Regions from separate parts of the Homo sapiens genome. Here regions 1 and 3 are each linked to region 2. A link is an interaction called in ENCODE POLR2A ChIA-PET data of the cell type or tissue named here. Cell type or tissue: OCI-LY7. All regions are shown on one strand.

Region 1 (5,000 bases), 840 kb after region 2:
GGGAGTGCTTAACAAGCATTGGTTGAATGACCTAGTCTAGTTCTAGGACCTTCTGGGAGAGGTAACCTGAGTCTTCCTCACTGTGTTGTTCAGACAGGCAAGGGGCCATTCAGAAAAGATGTGGGAACGAGGCCTTGAGTATTATTGTAGGGATTAGACAAGGGGAGGATGAAGGTATGTTTTTATCCCCAGTACTCTTGGCCTATGGCGGTTTTCTTTCAGGCTTGCTGACATGGACCAAGGAGCTGAAGATTTCACTTGGCAATACGCCATTCTCTGAATATAATTAGTCTCATTTGAAATTTAGTAGCTGAACATATACTGTATTAATTAACAATACTGGTCAGGCACGTTGGCTCATGCCTGTCATCCCAGCACTTTGGGAGGCCAAGGCAGGAGGATCAGTCAAGACCAGGAGTTTGAGACTAACCTGGGCAACAAAGCAAGACCCTGTCTCTACAAAAAAAAAAAAAAAAAAAGAAAGGTCAGGCGTGGTGTGGTGGCACACACCTGTAGTCCCTGCTACTCAGGAGGCTGAGGTGGGGGGTATGGCTTAAGCCCAGGAGGTCGAGGCTGTGGTGAACCAAGATCTCGCCACTCCAGCCTGGGTGTCAGAGACCCTGTCTCAAAAAAAAAAAAAAAAAGTTTGTTTCTTAGAGTAGCCCAAGGAATGCCCTACATTTGAGTCAACTCTGGAACTGGAGAAAAAAGAAACATAATGTAACTGGTGAATAAAGGTAAAACTAACACATGTGATGCCTTTTAATTGCCTTTTCTTCTTGTCTTATTGCTTTAATTAGCATGATGAAATTCCAAATGTTAAATTAAGAGCAAAGCATACATAGAAGAATGAGAACATACTAGTACAAGAGAAGGTGACACAGAGGGATTAATATTAGGTCTGGAGTCAGGAAATCTGTCTTGGGGTCCTAGCACTATCATTGCTTATCTGTGGTTTGCCCTTTCTCTAATCTGCAAAATCATGGCAGGACCAGGATGGTTGTTTCCAGTGATCTCACCTAGCTACAAAATTCTCTACTGTTTGGTGCTCAGTAAAATAGCAGAGTAGCATCATGGAAATAGCATAGCTATTGGAATCAGACCTTGGTTTAGGTCCCCTCTCATTCCTTTAATAGCTGAATGATCTTGAGCTGTCACAAAGATTACATAACTAATGTAGTCCTCACTTTTCTTACCTGAAACATGGAACTAATAATATACCTCATAAGCTTCTGAGAATCAAAATTAATGCTTCTAAGTTCTTTTTTATTTTTATTTTTTTAGAGATGGGGTCTTGCTGTAACACCCAGGCTGGAGTGCAAAGGCACGATCTTGGCACACTGCAGCCTCTGCCTCCAGGTCTCAAGTGGTCCGTCCACCTCATCCTCCTGAATAGCTGGGACCACAGGCACGCACCACTCTGCTAATTTTGCTTATTTTTTTTTAGAGATAAGGTCTCACTGTGTTGCGCAGGCTGGTCTCAAACACCTGGGCTTAAGTAGGTATATAAGTATATACACCTACTATGTACCCACAAAAATTAATGGGGTACTTGATATGGCCAAACAGGTATAGTAATCACATCAGGGTAAATGGAGTATCCATTACCACAAGCATTTATCCTTTCTTTGTGTTACAGACAATCCAATTATACTTTTATTTTTAAATGTAATAAATTATTGCTGACTATAGTTACCCTGTTTTGCTGTCACTACTAGATCTTTTTTTTTTTTTTTTTTGAGACAGAGTTTCGCCTTGTCACGCAGGCTAGAGTACAGTGGCACAATCTCGGCTCACCACAACCTCCGCCTCCCGTGTTCAAGCGTTTCTACTGCCTCAGCCTCCCGAGTAGCTGGGATTACAGGCACCTGCCATCATGTCCAGCTAATTTTTGTCTTTTTAGTAGAGTCTGGGTTTTGCCATGTTGGACAGGGTGGTCTCGAACTCCTGACCTCAGATGATCCACCCGCCTTGGCCTCCCAAAGTGCTGCGATTGCAGGTGTGAGCCACCACGCCCAGCCTCAAATACTAGATTGTATTCATTCTATCTAACTATATTTTTGTACTCATTAACCATTCCCACTCCACTCCCCCACCCCACTCCCACTACCCTTCCCAGCCTCTGGTATTCATCATTCTACTGTCGGTTTCCATGAATTCAGTGGTTTTAATTTTTAGCTCCCACAAAAAAGTGAGAACATGCAGAGTTTGTCGTTCTAATGCTTGTTAAGTTCTTAGTACAGGTCTTGGCCTATTGTAAACAATATTTTCACCTGAGCATCTTCCTTCCCTGTTTGGGAAATAACTCGAATCCTTATGACAGCTCTGAGCTAGACGTAGCAAGTGATATTAACCCCATTTTACACATGAAAAAAGCCAAGCCTAGGCTGGGCATGGTGACTCATGCCTGTAATCCCAGCGCTTTGGGATGCCGAGGTGGGAGGATAGCTGGAGGCCAGGAGTTCGAGACCAGCCTGGGCACCATAGCAAGACCCCTGTCTCTACAAAATAAAAATAAAAATTAGCTGGGGCCAGGCATGGTAGCTCACGCCTGTAATCCCAGCACTTTGGGAGGCCAAGGCGGGTGGATCACGAAGTCAAGGGTTCGGGACCAGGGCCTGGCGCAGTGGCTCACGCCTGTAATCCCCGCACTTTGGGAGGCCGAGGCGGGTGGATCACGAGATCAGGAGATCAAGACCATCCTGGCTAACACGGTGAATCCCCGTCTCCACTAAAAATACAAACAATTAGCCAGGCGTGGTGGCGGGTGCCTGTAGTCCCAGCTGCTCAGGAGGCTGAGGCAGGAGAATGGCGTGAACCCGGGGGGGTGGAGCTTGCAGTGAGCTGAGATGGCACCACTGCACTCCAGCCTGGGTAACAGAGCGAGACTCCGTCTCAAAAAAAAAAAAAAAAAAAAAAAGGAGTTCGAGATCAGCCTAGCCAACATGGCAAAACCCCATCTCTACTAAAAATACAAAAATTAGCTGGGTATGGCTGCATGCACCTGTAGTCCCAGCTACTTGGGAGGCTTAGGCAGGAGAATTGCTTGAACCCAGGAGGTGGAGGTTGCAGTAAGCCGAGATGGCGCCATTGCACTCCAGCCTGGGTAACAGAGCGAGACTCCGTCTCAAAAAAAAAAAAAAAAAAAAATAGCTGGGCATGGTGGCACACAGCTGTAGTCCTAGCCACACAAGAGGCTGAGGTGGGAGGATCACTTGGAGTTTGAAGCTTCATTGAGCTATGATAGTACCACTGCACTCCAGCCTGCCTGACAGAGCAAGACAATTTAAAAAAACAAAAAACAAAAACCAAGCCCAGATTTCACAGCAACTCAGGGGCACTGTTTCCCACTTGTAATCTGGTAACTCCTTTCTTTTCTTTTTCCCCTCGGTGGCTGTGATCCCTGGACGTGCCCTCACTGAGAGCTCTCCACGGGTCTTCTTTTATTCCTTCAGAAAAGGATCCCCAGCTACTTCAAAGCCTGGCTGTTTTTGGAGGTTCTCTGGTCTTCTTCCTGTTAGTTGTGTAGGTACTGGGGTCCTGTCAGGGCCTCTGGTTCTTTCTCCTCGTCTGCTGCTGGGCCTGCCTTCTCAGCCTCCATTGGAGCTTCATACTTCCCGCTAGACTGTTCCGAGTTCTGCAGAGTCCCAGACCATAGCGAAATGGGGACAAGGTCTCTGTCCCTTACTCCAGGAACTTCACCCAGCCTCTTTCTTCTTTTTTAGTGGAGGAGTGATCAGCAGTCACAGAGGATTTTGTTAGGGTTTTAAAAACATCCTTTTGCTTCTAACAGGCTGCAAATAATAATAATAACATAAATATCCTGGCTGCTCCACTGACTCACTGTGTGGCCAGGGATTCATTTTCTGTGCCTGTTTTTCAGAGTTGTTTGTAAGAACCATATTTTTAAAAAATAGAAATGCTCTGGGAGGCTGATGTGGGTCAACTGCTTGAGCCCAGGAGTTTAAGACCAGACTGGGCAACATAGTGAGACTCCCATCTCTATAAAATAAAAAAAAGTTTGGGCGTGATGGCTCATGTCTGTAATCCCAACACTTTGGGAGTCTGAGGCAGAAGGATTGCTTGAGGCTAGAAGTTCCAGACCAGCCTGGGCAATATAGCAAGACACTACCTCTACAGAAAATTAGCTGAGTATGGTGGTATGTGCCTGTAGTTCCGGCTTCTTGGAAGGCTGAGGCAGGAGAATTACTTGGACCCAGGAGTTTGAGACTGCAGTGAGCTATGGTTGCAGTACCACTGTAACTCCAGCCTGGGCAACAGAACAAGACCTTGTCTCGAAAATAAAATAAAACAATAAAAAATAAACTAAAAACAATTTAAATAGAAATGGAATGGTCTAATATGGAAAGAACATGGGCTCTGGAGCCCAAATGCCTGGGTTTCAGTCATATCCCCATCAGTTATTAGCACCGTGACCTTGGTGAATACCCTAACTCTTTGCCTCAGTTTCCTCATTTCCTCATCTGTAAAGTGGTGATGATAATAGTGTCTACCTCTTAGGGTTGTTCTAAGGATGGAGTGATTACTAGGCACTCAGCACAGTGCCTGACCTGTGGTAGGTTCTCAGTTAAGCATCTGCTGCTGATCTTATAGGAGGACGGAGATGAGATTCAGATAGAATGTGACCTCTAGGCATGATTTGCTAGGGGTGGGAGCAGCATCTTTCTGTCACCATTGTGTGAACAGCAGGGTCAGATGTTCCTAGTGATATCACGGGAAGCCTTGTTTCTAGGATGTAGGAGTCTCCTGTCCATCTGATTCCTTTGGCCTCTATCCCACGAGACCTCTGAGCTACACTTTTACTCATTTTCTCTAACCTAAGGGTGGGCAAAACCTCTTACTGCAAGGGAGTTAACCACAGAACATTCTCTCATATAGTCAAGTTTTACCTCATAGCTTAGGCCACATTTTAAAAAATATTTTAGTTAATTAATTATTTTTGAGATAGTGTCACACTCTCACCCAGGCTGGAGTGCAGT
Region 2 (5,000 bases):
CCAGAAGCTCCACAGCCCATTCCTTCCCTCCTGACCTCTTGCAGGGGCCAGGCAGGCTGCCAGGTGTGACTTTGGAGGCCACAAATCCCTCACTGCCACAGAGCACTCTAAGAGGCTGAAAAATCCCTTAACACACACAGCCTTTCACTCCTTAGTCAGAGGTGAGGCCGAAGCACAAGCTCTCTGGGGGAGGAAAACGGTAACTGAAATTCACTCTAAAGAATATGTGGGGCCCAGAGTCTTCCTGGACTCTCCTGTACTCAATCACAACAGAGTACGGCTTAGGGGATGGCGTATGGGGACAAAGAGATTGCAAGTTTTGAGGACGCCATCCACCTGGTTCACAATGGAGGTCTCTCCCAGCCTGCTGAATTCTAACCATCTTCCCATTCCCTTTACCATACCGGGCACATTAAACACGCTTTACAGGCCAGGTGCAGTGACTCACGCCTGTAATCCCAGCACTTTGGGAGGCCGAGGCGGGCGGATCACGAGGTCAGGAGATCGAGACCATCCTGGTTAACACGGTGAAAACCCGTCTCTACTAAAAATACAAAAATTTAGCCGGGTATGGTGGCGGGTGCCTGTGGTCCCAGCTACTCGGGAGGCTGAGGCAGGAGAATGGCGTGAACCCGGGAGGCGGAGCTTGCAGCGAGCTGAGATCGCACCACTGTGCTCCAGCCTGGGTGACAGAGCGAGACTCCATCTCAATTAATAATAATAATAATAATAATAATAATAATAAATAATAAATACCCTTTACAATGATTTTCAAAAGGTAGATTGTGAAACATGAGGGCTCGTGACAGGTTCTCCAGGTGAACTGGACACCCTTACAGGGTAAGTGCCACACCCAGGATCGTGTTTACTGGCCAATGGTATTTAATTAACAATCCAGACATGCCTCCCTTCGTGCCCTAGAATAGGCAGCCCGTTACCTACTGATCTCAATGATGGGGATGCAAGGGAAAGAACAGTAAAGAGGTTTACAGTAATAACCTCTTGCATTTTTGGAGAACTGTATACTTTACAGAATATTCATGCACTTCATCCTCTCAATAGCACTCAGATAGGGTCAGGGCAAGCATTAGCAGCATTTTACTGATAAGAATGATAAAAACCCATAAAAGTGATATGCATTTTTATCAAATGATAAAAACCACCTCGGATCACATGGCTAATAAAAGACAGCCCCAGGTCACGCAAAATATTTAGTCTCTCCACCGAGTCCTTTTAGTCACAAAATGGCAGGGTAATAGGCTCAAGCTCAGGAATTCGAGACCAGCCTGGGCAACCTGGCAAAACCCCGCCTCTAGGAAAAAAATACAAAGCCCGGGCGTGGTGGCTCTTGCCTGTAATCCCAGCACTTTGGGAGGCAAAGGCGGGCAGATCACCTGAGGTCAGGAGTTCGAGACCAACCTGGCCAACATGGTGAAACCCCGTCTCTACTAAAAATACAAAAATTAGCCAGGCATGGTGGCACACACCTGTAGTCCCAGCTCCTCGGGAAACTGAGATCTCGCCACTGCACTCCAGCCTGGGTGACAGAGCAAGACTCTTGAACAAAACAAAACAAAACAAAAAAGACACAAAATGGCAAGATACAAAGAGATGGACGGAGGGTCCCAGGGAACCCTGTCCCGATGAAATGGGCAATAGCCCAAGTTATTATGGGACCTGAGGAAAGAAAGATGGAATTGTCTTTGCCCTGGCCTCAGAATCTCAGGACAGGAAAACCAGATAAAGGATCTGCAGAAATTCCTTTGCTGCCCTTCGGCACTTCGGCAAGTAAGTAATTGCCCACTGCCAGGGCGTTAGTTGAATGAAAGGCGCCGTCACTTAAATTGATGTTTTTTAAAGACAAAGAATTATGTTAAGGGTCTAGGGCGGGGAACAGGAGAGGAACGCATCCTGAAAGACTGTGCTGCCCAGGAGAGGGCACGTGCATCCCAGCTGCTCAGCCACAGAGGTATCCAAGTGGGTCCCATCACTGCTTCCAGGACTGCGCTGCGTTTCACTGAGGAAGGGACAGAAGAACCTCCTCTAAAGGCAAAAGCATTCATTCATTCATCCTTGGGCTCAGGCGAGCAGCAGTCATCGACCACAGCACTGCATTGGGCGAGAACTGCCTCGACTCACCGTCCAGTGCTCCCCAGAAAGTTCAAACACAAACGCACTGCTCCGTTTGCCTCTGTCCTTGGGAAGTGAACTCTGCCTTGTGAGAGTGTTCCTTTCAATCTTGTCCAGAAGCCGCACGCTGGTGTCTATGAAGCCATTCTTGCAGTATACAGCCTGGGGGATGCCCTTCCTCCTGCATTCGGCCACAAAGTTCCACTCCTCCTTTATCCTAAAACAGGCAGCAGGGGTCACAGTTACTCTCCTGGGGACTGGCCATCACCTGCCTAGAGAAGTGAGTCAGCCACCTGGGCATAGGTGCTCTCCTTGTCATTCCCAGGCCTACGTAAGCACTCCCTTCCTCTTTCCTCCCTGCTGTGGGGGTGCAGGGGAAACCCTAAACCCTTTTGTGAATTATTAGTAACTTCAACTTTAAAAGTAGAGAAGATGGGTTAGATGGAATTTCTGGCTATGCGTTTAATTATAATTTCCTTTGAAATTATATCATGCCAACCTAAGTTTTAAAAAAGTGCAGGGCCACAGGGATTCACTGATCTTTCAAGGGTATTTGAATAGAAATACAGAGGAGCTTCAGTGTATAAAACACCTGACTTTGGAATGTCACCATCAGCCACCTTGGGGAATTTTATTCCTGTAGATGGACCTGAGGTCCACTCAGACACTGGAGCTGGCTGAGGACTCAGCATCCCCACCAAACCTCACCACCCCACGTGTCGCTAATTTTCTGACCTATCTTTTAGAGCTTTCCACATCCATAGCTTATCCCCCAGCTTGATGCTAAGCTCCATGATGACAGCTAGTGTGTCTCACAGCCCTTCAGATGCCCACACAGCTGTCAGAACAGGGCTCTGCACCTGGTGGGCCTTTCTTCATTTAGGAATTTGTTTTCTGTTTGAGGCCTTTAACATATTCTATGTGATGCAAAACAAGATGTTTTGTGGTTTTCCTTCAAAACCATCAAACACAGATGTTGTCTGACTCAAAATAAGGTAGCCCACCTTTGATAGGGGCTTAGATGCATTCCACACTCAGAAAAGCATTCCACACCCTACTCAGCCCAACTGGGAACCTGGCGGCAGTCAGGATTCAGGTCTTCTGGGGGCTACTTTAGAAACCAGCTGCAGGTGCAGACTTGGTCTTCACGTGGCCCAAGGCAGTATATACACTAAATAAGTGTGAGATAAGCCCCATGGTCAAGGAACAATCCTAGTATGGAAACTCTCTGCTGTTATCTGAAGGAAGGGTGGTTCAGAGTCTCAGTTAGGCTGTAGGGTGGCACTGTGGGGCACAGGCAAGCCTGCCATTGGAGTGGTTAGGAGGGGTCTGAAGGTTTACTGCACCTGGGACAAGACCAGCTTCTAGGACTGGGCATGCGGGAAGTCCCAGTCTGGACCACCAGGCACTGTCAAGTGTAAGGAGAAATTTCAGATTTTGAAAGAAGCAAAACACAGATGGATAGCCTTTTCCCGGAATGCCGGAGCCTCCAGGGGATTCTCTGATTCTATAGGTATGTACCTTTGACTTTGACTAAGCTATTTTATAACTCTGTAGAGAGTAAAGTTAACTTGTAGAAAACGGAAAGCCATACAAATAATTCTTATCCATAAACACACAGAAATTCTATCCAGTGGAGGGACAACCCTCTCCCACCCCCAGAAACACCAATTTGCTCCTTTTTTTTTTTTTTTTTTTTTGAGACAGAGTTTTGCTCTGTCACCCAGGCTGGAGTGCAATGGCACAGTCTCAGCTCACTGCAACCTCCACCTCCCACGTTCAAGCGATTCTCCTGCCTCAGCCTCCCCAGTAGCTGGGATTACAGATGCCTGCCACAGTTTATATCCCATTATCTCCCTGCTCTACACCTGCCCCCACACAGTAAATGAGATGAAGGAAAACTCATAACCTTGCACACTGGTCTGGCTTTGAAAGGAAAACATATTCATGGATCCCATTGTAATCACCTCCTGGCATCCATCCTTAACTCCCTTGCCCCTCTCTTGGTGTCAGTGGCATTTGCATTTGCTGTTATGCCTGCCTGCAACCCTTGTTCTTAGATTTCTGCAGGGCTGGCTCCCCAGGTCTACATGCAAATGTCACCTTCTTAATCAGATGTTTTGCTTTTAAGAAACCATTTCAGATATTGCTGGAGTTTCATGCTTGCCATTCAACTGAGGGAAGCTGGAACATTTGAAGAAAAACATTTTGCTGACAGCACTGGCTGGCACAGCTCTATAGGTCTCAGTCCCAGTGAGCTGCGCTGGGGAAAACCACCCAGCAATCCATGAGTCAGGGCTTCAGGATCTACATATGAAGTCTATAAGTAATATAACAAAAGTGATAAATTTAAAAATATTGCCAGGTGCAGTGGTTCAGGCAGGAGGAACACTTGAGGCCAAGAGTTTGAGACCAGCCTGGGAAACAAAGTGAGACCCCTGTCTCTACAAAAAATACAAGAAAAAAAAAAGAAAGCGGGGCTGGTGGCACATGCTTGTAGTCCCAGCTACTCAGGAGGCTGAGCTAGGAAAACTGTTTAAGCCCTGGAAGTCGAGGCTGCAGTGAGCTATGATCACACCACTGCACTCCAGCCTGGGCAACAGAAAGAGACTTGTCCCAAAAAAATTACAAGAAAAAAAAAAATATATATATAACATATGTGTGTGTGTATGTGTGTGTGTGTGTGTGTGTGTGTGTCAGCACATGAAGGGATATGAATTTAAAAGCAGAAGAAAGTGCTGAAAGAGAAGTGGGCTCCTCTGGGAGAAGTTGTAGTGGCTTGGAATTGTTGCTTTTCCTTATTAGCTTTTCTGTGTGATTTAGTTTTATAACCATATGATAAAAATGAATTTTAAATATCTACCTGTAGA
Region 3 (5,000 bases), 420 kb after region 2:
CTCCATCTCAAAAATAAAAAAATAAATACACACACACACACACACACACACACACACACACACATATATATGTAAAGCTAATAGAACCAGTGCCCTTACACAAAGGCTAGAATGTAACAAAAGCCCACCAAGAGTTTGGCCTAGGCCTTTCCTGAGCCTTGAAGCACGACAAGATAACGAAGAATTCTTAACAGGATCTGTTTAGGATTAAATAAGTTTTATTGGCGGTCTGAAGAAACTCCCCAGGCCTCCACAAACAAGTTTATTGGGAGACTAAAAGGAACGCCCCAAACCTCCATGATTTAGCAGGAGACAAGATAAGGGTAATCACCCCAGCACCTGGACCCATTATATTAAGTAAACTTACTGAGGGTCCAGAGGAAGGTCTTCAGGACTCAGATCTTAGTTATAGACTAGAAGAAGTTAATCATTTAAGTCTTTAGATGAATGCACATTTACACATAGATGTATAGCTTAGAAGATATACAAGCTCTGGAAAACTTTGTAATTTTGAATTGGTCTGGTGATAATTTCCAGGCCTTCTCCCTGTAACCAGCTGCAGAAATAAAAAAAACTCCCTTCTCTCCCAGTTCATCTGCATCTCGTTATTGGGCCAAGGGAATAAGCAGCCCGACCCTCGGTTTGGTTCTGGAACAAACGCATCCAGCACTTTATAGAGCTCAAAGTTGCGTTACATTCCATTGTTCATCCAATCCCCAACGAGAACCCAAGATAAGGGCAGGGCAAAGGTTGTGATGCCCACTCCGCGAAAGGAGGAGCTGAGACTCGGGATGTTTGTTAAGTGTTCTATGAGCTTGGTCCCAGCATCCTCCCCAACTCTCCTGACCACCACAAAGGCCAGTCACTGATGTAAGCCAAGGCCCTTACCTGAGCTAGGAGCCATCTCTCCATTCCCTCCATGCCAACACACAGCTGAGCATGAAATATACCAGACCCCAGCATCAGGCACCCCAGTATGAAATGCAAAATTCTTTACAAGTCAATTTCCAGGCAAGTCAGAGGTTTACACAGCAACAAAATGTGCTGAAGCTCCTAGACTAGAAGCTATTTTAACCTCTGGTCAGCTGCTTCTTGGAGTGTCACAATCTGAGAAGTAAAGGTAAGACAGCTGTCTGCTCTCTGGTGTGATCTACAAGTGATAAAAATCCTAATTAAACCAAATTTAAACAAGTCAGAACTGGCACATTTTTTTGTGGGGGGAAATACTGCTTCACAAGGTCTTATCCCCACCTACACACACTTCCTTTAGCTACAAAGCGTTTTTAAAAATCCACATGCTCAGCATATGGAAAGGTTGAGAAAGCAGAACCACATGAGGAGTCAATACCCAGCACTAACAACTGTGTACTGTGGTACTCTGGGCCAGTTTAGCTTCTCAGAGCTGCAGTTTCTTCAACTGCTAGATGGCATGACTTAAGGGTACGCATGTGAGTGACAGCCCTACACTGTGGCTGGCACAGAGTACGTCCTCAGTCAGTAGGCGCCAACCACAGTGATGATGATGGTGGAGCCTGAGACTCTCACCTGTGTCTTCGGGGTGAGGCCCTCTCATCCCGTGACAAAGGGGTCACATAACAGATCCCCACATTCATGCCTTGTTCCTTCCCTCAGTTCACCCAGAGCAGCCATCAGTGTCACCCGGAGGAAGCCCCAGCCCTTGCCCTCGAGCTACCACAGTTGAGAAGAGCAGACCCTACACGTGTGCAGAGAATATGAATCCAAGTCAGAAAACGCTAGCCAGTGTGGGGGGACAGGGAGGTGGCAAGGAAGAAGGGCCTTCCACAGATCATCTTCCCAAATTCAGACCACCTCCATGCCTGCCTGTTCTGCTCCTGCCCCTCCTCTGCCTAAAATCCCTCCACCTCTTTCACACCTGGAAACAGCTATCACTCTCCATGCCATCCACTCAATCCCTCAAGTGTTTTCTCAGCACCTCTACCAGCTCAGGCTCTGTCTTGTGAGTTATGCAGCCTGGGACAAAGCCCAAATGGGGACACTACTCATAAGCCAACCAATGAGATAAAGCAGGGTATGTATATCGATACTGGGTTGAGCGCTCTCCTCCACGCGACATGCATGCAAGTGTTGTCCCCCATCCCCTGTCCATGCCCTCCCTCCAAGACACTGACAGCTCTCCTCTGCCCCTCCTCCGTGGATGGCAGTATACAGTATTATACCTGGGGGTACACAGATCAGCCTTCCCACAGGGCCCCAGCCTGACCGTGCTTGAGGCAAGGGCCAGCCTCACTGACCCCATTTCCCACCCAGGCTCTGTGCACAGAGAGGCCTCAACAATAACACTTGTAACAGCCAGATGTGGAAACTGACTCCTCACCCCAGACACAGCCCAGCATTCACTCTCACTTCCTACATAGATGGAAGCTGCCTGAGTCATGGACTCCTGGGCCCAGGACAGGAAAGTCCTGCTTTAACCAGATGATGTCAAACACAGGTGCTTTTTCTTCAGGATTCAAATTACCCTGCAAGAAATCTAGTGGTGCCCTGCCCTGAAAACAATGGGAGGGGGGCTGTCCTTGAAAGGACAAATGTTTTCTGCTCCAGCCACTCACATTTTCTCTAGACAGAGCAGCTCTTTAGAGCCCTGAATCAAAACAGCCCAGGAGTGTGGATGTTACTGCCACAGGGCACCGTTGCCGAAGCAACTGTTTTTCCTCTTGGAATTCTTTCAAGGATACAAGCTGTTGCTTCCCTCCAAAACAAAACCAGGGAGAAGCCAGGGCCCCAGAATTTAAGGGAAAGCTCCGAAGGAAGGAAGAGGGCCAGGCATGACTGAGCCTTATCAAGCTCGCTATGGGGTCTCCCAGATCTCCGAACAACTGGCTTAGAAACAGCAAGTCCGTCTCAGCTGCTGAAGGTGTATGTGTAGGGAAAGGCAAATTGTGGGTATGGAGGTATAAAGGTGGTGCTGCTTATGTGTGTTTTGAGGTGTGTATGAGATATGTATTGGTGTAAAGGGGTTGGGGTTTGTAGGTGTGGGTTGGGGGCATGTGGAGGGGTGCTGTGGAGTGTTGGAGGTGTGCAGGGAATGGGAGGGTGTGGGGAGAAGGGAGGTACTATTGTGGGGGGAAGTGTGTGGGGTAGGGCCTGGGGTGTGTGGTGGTGTTGTGAGGTTAAGGGAGTGTAAGGAGGTGGGATGCACTGTAGGCAGGGGGCTGGGTGTGGAGAGTACATGCTGTATGTGCATGTGTATATGCGCTGGAGGTGGGTTGGAGGTATGTGGGATAGGTTACAGAAAATATTCCAAGATGATATATGAGACATCTTCTCCAGAAACAAAAATATGAATTGCATTTCATTTCTGTATTACAATTCTTAGTGCTACAGAATCACATGCTGCTCCCAATGTCTGCAGGGTCAATGGAAGAGCCAAAAACCATTTAAAACATACAGCCCCAGTTTGAAACAACTGACCCTGAAGCAACTATCGGAGGTAACACATATTTCTAGTCAGAACACCCCTGGCTCGGTAGGTCCAGAGTATGGACAGAGTCTGGCTAGCAGGTCAGGAGGCCAGCACTGGAGGGCCTGGCTCAGCAGGTCCTTGTCTTCCCTGGGAGTCCATGTTGTCTTTTCTCTAGTGCACAAAGCCTAAGGGGCTCAGAGTCACAGGACGCAGCATACCCACTACAGTGCCATGGGGCACCCAGGAAATGTCTGAATGTTTTGTTAAAATAAGTTTAAGAGTTGTCTCTGCCTACAAGGAACTGCCTGTCCACTGAAGGGGTGGCATGAATTGGGACTTAGAAGCATGAAAAAACAAATATATTTTAGCAGCTACCACTGCTACTACTACTACTACTATATGTACAATGACAATTATCAGGATGTTATGGAAGGTTAACAGCATGATCATAAACAGTGCATGCCAATTAAGTCACGGGAAACTCTTCTAAAACACAAATGTCAAATATCAAATAGTGCCAAGTCACTGATACCCATATGGGGAGAAAAAGAATCTTGATCCCTACGCACACCACACAAAAGTAAATTCGAGATGGGTTAGAGGTCTAAAGGTTAAAGTAAAACAAGCAAACTTCTAGATTATAACATAAAAGAATATCATCTAGACCTATATGTAGGCAACTATTTCCTTAAACAGGCCACAAAAGATATTAGAAAAAAATGATAAACTACATTAAAATTAAGAACTACTATTCGCCAAAGAATTCAATTTTGGGCCAGGTGAGGCGGCTCTCGTCTGTAATCTCAGCACTTTGGGAGGCTGAGGGGGGTGGATCATCTGAGGTCAGGAGTTCAAGACCAGCCTGGCCAACATGGTAAAACCCTGTCTCTACTAAAAACACAAAAATTAGCTGGGCATGGTGGTGGGCACCTGTAATCCCAGCTATTCAGGAGGCTGAGGCACAAGAATTGCTTGAACCCAGGAGGCGGAGATTGCAGTGAGCCAAGATTGTGCCATTGCACTCCAGCCTGGGTAACAAGAGCAAAACTCTATCTCAAAAAAAAAAAAAAAAAAAAAATTTAATTTTAAGAGCCTGAAAAGTCAAAGCCAAGGCAGGCAGAAGAGATAGTCACATCACATACACAGAACAAAGGACACATAAGGAACTTCTAGAAATCAATAGGAAAAACAGGCAACTGAATAAAAAGGAGAAGAGGTGAAAGACATGAACAGGCACTTCACATAAACATATGAAAAGATAATCCAACTTCATTAGGTAGGAAATACAAATTTAAACCACAAAAGGATGCCACTATACCTCCACCAGCCTGGCTAACATGAAAAAAACTAACTATACCAAGTATTAGAGAGGAACCGCCATACAGTGCTGGTCAGAGTGCAAAATAGTAGAGCCATTTTGCAAAAGTGTTTGACAGTATCTGTCCTATATACACCCTACGGCCTAGCAATTCCACTCCTAGGCATAGATCCTACAGATGGGTACATATGTTCACCAAGACATGTACAAGACTGGGAAGAGCAGCACAATCCATAA

Evidence for each region. Peaks named below come from ENCODE experiments on the same cell type or tissue, not always from the same donor. Only the 100,000 strongest peaks of a DNase experiment are listed, where the experiment ranks them.
Region 1: POLR2A ChIA-PET joins it to region 2 with 6 read pairs; 3 of 35 experiments call an interaction of 5 or more read pairs at or near these places.
Region 3: POLR2A ChIA-PET joins it to region 2 with 6 read pairs; 3 of 35 experiments call an interaction of 5 or more read pairs at or near these places.

The regions. Positions count from the first base shown.
Region 1 is chr3:47,386,944-47,391,943 of GRCh38, forward strand. All of the region lies in intron 1 of PTPN23 (protein tyrosine phosphatase non-receptor type 23), which reads left to right. Among named protein-coding and RNA genes, the nearest start is that of PTPN23-DT, 8.0 kb to the left of the region's middle. In OCI-LY7, no CTCF peak of the experiment used is centred here; no DNase peak of the experiment used is centred here.
Region 2 is chr3:46,542,907-46,547,906 of GRCh38, forward strand. It overlaps LRRC2 (leucine rich repeat containing 2), which reads right to left. Exons shown (of 9, transcript NM_024512.5): 3 at 2,140-2,347. Among named protein-coding and RNA genes, the nearest start is that of LRRC2-AS1, 12 kb to the right of the region's middle. RefSeq lists an enhancer at 1,556-2,100. In OCI-LY7, no CTCF peak of the experiment used is centred here; DNase peaks (open chromatin) are centred at 3,005, 4,215 and 4,695; H3K4me3 peaks cover 3,511 bases; H3K27ac peaks cover 4,797 bases.
Region 3 is chr3:46,957,934-46,962,933 of GRCh38, forward strand. All of the region lies in intron 1 of CCDC12 (coiled-coil domain containing 12), which reads right to left. Among named protein-coding and RNA genes, the nearest start is that of CCDC12, 16 kb to the right of the region's middle. RefSeq lists enhancers at 2,533-2,632, 2,680-3,181. In OCI-LY7, no CTCF peak of the experiment used is centred here; a DNase peak (open chromatin) is centred at 2,396; H3K27ac peaks cover 3,431 bases.